2 separate regions of the Homo sapiens genome follow, and region 1 is linked to region 2. A link is a loop called in an ENCODE intact Hi-C map of the cell type or tissue named here. Cell type or tissue: GM12878. All regions are shown on one strand.

What was found. Peaks named below come from ENCODE experiments on the same cell type or tissue, not always from the same donor. Only the 100,000 strongest peaks of a DNase experiment are listed, where the experiment ranks them.
Region 1: a loop joins it to region 2, with 3 times the contacts of the local background. A loop is called at or near these places in 2 of 110 quality-filtered maps.

The regions. Positions count from the first base shown.
Region 1 is chr11:84,241,416-84,243,915 of GRCh38, forward strand. All of the region lies in intron 8 of DLG2 (discs large MAGUK scaffold protein 2), which reads right to left. Among named protein-coding and RNA genes, the nearest start is that of DLG2-AS2, 600 kb to the left of the region's middle. In GM12878, no CTCF peak of the experiment used is centred here; no DNase peak of the experiment used is centred here.
Region 2 is chr11:83,969,010-83,971,509 of GRCh38, forward strand. The region is part of intron 12 of DLG2 (discs large MAGUK scaffold protein 2); the gene reads right to left. Among named protein-coding and RNA genes, the nearest start is that of DLG2-AS2, 330 kb to the left of the region's middle. In GM12878, no CTCF peak of the experiment used is centred here; DNase peaks (open chromatin) are centred at 1,282 and 2,222; H3K27ac peaks cover 609 bases.

The DNA.
Region 1 (2,500 bases), 270 kb after region 2:
CTTTCCTAGAAGAAGCATAATTTAAGCTGAACCCTTTAGGATATGTAAGAATAAGCCAGGCAGAGATAAGCAAGGCGTGTTTAACAACATGTGCTTTTCACCATGCATTATCCATTTTCATTAACATGTCTATTCATTAGACTAGGAAACAATGTGTTTAAAGGTCCCAAGTGATTCAAAAAGAAGAAAAAAAAAACCCACCAGGATTAAACACTCATTCAGATTCATGCTAAATGTCTGATCATTGTGCCTTAGATATGTTTATTTTGTCCTTCCTGTATGCAGTATTTCCTACTTTCACCTCCACTTCAGTTTAGCAACTAGAGCTGCTTAAGGTCTCCCACTAGCTTTTAAAAATCTCTTGTAAATTGTAGAGCAGCATCTCTCAAACTTCAGCAATCCTAAGAATCACCTGAGGTACTTTTAAGAACAAATTTTTTGGTTCCACTCTCAGAGATTCTGATTCTATAGCTTTGGGGAGGAGCTGGAGATCCCACGATTCTAACAACCTGACCTGTGAGACCTGACGCTGCCAGTTCACAGACTGCACCTTGAGCAGCTTTATGCTTGAGAAGCTACACAAATATTTTTCAGGATTATTTCCCCCTTGTTCTTAAAAGTGCTCTGCTAGGTTACACTTCTTGGAATAAGAGTGGTTTCTCTGTCCAGGTAGGTAAGGCTTTTAGGGGAACCCCTCTAAGAAAGACGGGCCAATATTGCTACTTTCACATAACAGTCACATTCTTCACTTGGACAACCGTTTTATTTTCCCGTTGGCTCTAAATCCAAAATGACAAGCCTAAGTAAGGGCTTCCCAGTAAATGAGAAGCTATGAGTACAGTAGTCAACAAACTGCCCTCTGCAAGGGTAATGCAAGGCAAAAAAAGTGAATTAGTTTGTGAATGGTAAGTAGGTCAGGTCTTCTGTTGGTTTTTTTTTGTTTTTGTTTTTGTTTTGACTTGGCTTTTAAAAAATCATCCCAATCTAAATAGAACTTTTTTTTTTTTTGAAATGGAGTCTTGCTCTGTCACCCAGGCTGGAGTGCAATGGCATGATCCCGGCTCACTGCAACTGCTGCCTCCCAGGTTCAACTGATTCTCCTGCCTCAGCCTCCCAAGTAGCTGGGATTACAGGTGTCTGCCACTGTGCCCGGCTAATTTTTGTATTTTTATTAGAGACACGGTTTCACCATGTTGGCCAGGCTGGTCTCGAACTTCTAACCTCAGGTAATTTGCCCACCTCGGCCTCCCATAATGCTGGGATTACAGGCGTGAGCCACCGCACCTGGCCAAAATAGGAATTTTATAATTTTACAATAAGAAAATGATGAATCACTGAACTTTTAAGAAAGCTTTCAGTAATTGCTGACATTTGCCTCCATGTGTATCATGTTTAAGAGTCTTCAAAGTTAAGCTTTTAAGAGCCATGAGAACAGGGATCATGTCTCCATGTGAGCATATCCCACAATTCCTGGAGAGTGCTGACTATTTAGAAGATTTGAAAATAGTCAACTTAAAAAAGGAGGAAATTAAACCAACACACAAAAATTGGAAGGATAGTTTTGATGATTAATTAGGTTCTCTCTCTCTCTCTCTCTCTCTCTATATATATATATATATATATACACTCTCACATATAAAGAACCTAGAGTATAATCATTTCTTGATAACAAATTAGCTCCCTTATCTCTTCTATTTCTTTCTTATTATGTATTGCCTACAACAGCTCTGTCTGATAGAACTTTCTGGAATAATGGACAATTCCATATCTGCATTGTTTAATACAATACCCATTAGCCCTACTGGCTACTAAGCACTTGAAATGTGGCTAGTGCAACTGAGGAATGAATTTGTAATTTTGTATTATTTTATTTTAATTAAATTTAAATAACCATATGTGACTTATAACTACTTTTTTGGAAAGCAAAGGTCTAGAAAGTAGGACAACATAGTAGTTGTTCATAGTGTGTTCAATTTGTTGAATAAATAGAGCTCTTTCCTTATAGATGTGTATATGTTTAAAGTAAAAGAGTTAGAAAATGGTAGCTATCTCAACTGCAGGCCAAAACATGTAGTGAAGGAACAAAACATCAGGATCCAAACCAAAAAATAAGTTTCTTATTGAGCAGTGTTTCTCAAACTTAAATATGCATACAAATCACTGAAGTTTTTATTTTAAAACATAGTTTCTGATTTAGTAGGTCTTTGGTGGAACTTTAGATTCTATTGCTCACAAACTCCCAGGTAATATCACTGCTGTTAGTCCATGGGTCACACTCTGAGCAGCAAAGGTCTAGATGTAGGTAAGCCATGGACCTATGTAACTGCTACTGGCCCAACTCCTGAACTAGCAGTGGCTTCTCATTTTGACTCACCAGTTCAAGATTCAGTCAGAGAAATGTTTTATTTTATCATAGATACACCCACCTTACCCCCAGTCTCACGATGAATATTCATTAAGCCCCTTCTGCATACTAGGATGAGTATTCATAACAACCCCT
Region 2 (2,500 bases):
GCATGCCATATATTTTAGGAGTCCTATGTCACATATTTTGACATGAATCATATAACTTATCATGAGAAGAGCTCCAGGAAGTAGATACTATTAATCAGGCAAATTTTACAGATGAGAAAAACTGTTTTTTAAAGAGATTAACTTGCAACAAAGAGGTCACACTGCCTCCAATTGTCAAAGCCATCAATTGGATCACAAGCCTCCTTACGAGATGAAAATGAGATTATATTTGTATGTTGATTCATTAAAAGCTAGGGCTCATATCACCTGTTCTTTCTCCCTTTAGGAGAACAGGGTTTCTTTCCGAGTTTACATATAAAAGTAGAATAAATTCCAAAGTATTATAAAAGCTTGAGGAATCATTATATTTCCTGCTTAATCCAGTGGTAATAGTATACTGCATCATCCTAATACACTGACCAGTCAAAAAATAAATAAGTAAAATGGAAAGCAGCTTAACATATCTCACTGATCTCACTGTCTCTTCAAAACCTTCTTATACATTTGATTAATCATTTATTTTAGGGCCATTACCACTTGTGCTTAGATAATGATTTATTTTTTATTCTTTTTATTTTTTTGAGATGGAGTTTTGCTCTTGTTGCCCAGGCTGGAGTGCCATGGCGTGATCTTGGCTCACTGCAACCTCTGCCTCCCGGGTTCAAGCAATTCTCCTGCCTCAGCCTCCCGAGTAGCTGGGATTACAGGCATATGCCACCACTGCCAGCTAATTTTGTATTTTTAGCAGACACAGGGTTTCACCATGTTGGCCAGGCTGGTCTCAAACTCCTGACCTCAGGTGATTCACCCACCTCAGCCTCTCAAAGTGCTGGGATTACAGGCGTGAGCCACCACACCTGGCCGATAATGAATATTTACATGTGATGTTCTATGGTTTAAAATGTATATGAAAGTGGGTGTTTCCTCTAAAAAAAAAAAAGATTGCCTAAGGCAGCTTTTAATACTGTGACTATGGCCCACAAAAACATCTATACTGAGAGAACAGAAGAGAAACAGTATCTGGTGGCATAACACAGGGGGAATGAGAAGTCAATAATAATTAAAAATAAAAACCAAAGGCTAGAAACTAACTGGATTAGATTATAAGTGACAGCAAAGCTCTGTTTCTGACAAGGGCTCATTGTCTCTCTCCTCAGAGTATGGAAACTACACAGCTCATTAGATTATCAGTGAAAGAGAAATGTGGTCAGTGCTTATTAAATTGCACCTTTTGCCATTTTTAAGGTGGGCAGTGAAATGATCCAGAAAATATTACCTTCAACAACATTTTCATAGAGTGACTTTGCTAACAGAGTCTTCAGACCACGAGGAAAATTTTTAGACCATAAAGCAGAAGTTGAGGGAAAGGTAGTGGTGAGAAATGGGGAAAGAGGATACTGGGGAGAATAATAATAGTGGTTTAAAATAGTGGTAGTTCACTCAGTTTCTATTTGGTGACTGAAATATTGAAAAATTTACTTAGATTTCAGTCACAGAACAGGTGGTATTATGATACTGGCAACAGAATGTAGTGATTAAAAGCACATGCTTTTGAGTCACGCATACTGAAGCTTAGACCCTGGTGCTTCCTAGCTGTGTGATTTGGGGAGACTTGTTTAACCTTGTAAGCTTTAGTTTTGACATCTGCAAAACAGGAATGATAGCAGTTACTGCTTCAAAAGGCTATTGATTAAAATGTGTTGGCCTATATAAAGTGACAGGCACAATACAGTTCTTAATGTTAGCTCTTATCACTAATACTATTGTCATCATCTGTAAGCAGGATTTCTTGGTGAAAATTTTCGCTGATCATTTTCTTATAAACATCTGTGAACTGATGAGTTTAATTAGGGTGCTGCTGATGAAGCTTCTGTGTGGTCTTTTTAAAAATTCAGAATAGTACCGGATTTGGACCAAAAAGTGCTCTTTTGTGCTGAAGTCTTCAAAATGTTTTCCACAAAAGTGAGTTTGTTTGGGTTAATTATGTGTGTGCATTATCCTATGAACTCTCAAGATAAAGGGCCTACAGCTGGAGCTGATTGTATGCAATGAGAAGGGACATTACACTGATTGGCTAGTTGCTCTTGTCATTGTTTGTCATTGTCTTTTTTATTCTTTTTTTTCTCATTTGCATCAAATATCTGCCTATAATGGTGAACACTGAGCAACTGGCCTGGTTTCAAGGAAAAAAATCATGTGAATTTGATTGAAGTGCTCTCTGTGGGGTGCACCACACAGACGGGGACATATGTGCAGCCTGGCTGTGTGTTTGCTAATAGGAAAGAGGACTGAGGCCAAGAAAGAGAGGCTGGAGGTGAGATGACTCATTCTCTCAAACAGAAGAGGGAGCACTGAATTTGAACATGATGCAGACAAAGGAAGGCAAACCAGCTGAAGAAAGAGGTGCCAGGAGACTTGCAAGGAGACATGGCAAGTTTTGTGGGAATTCAAATGTGTGTAAGCAAACATAAATGTAATAATACAAAGGTGGGAGGTGTGG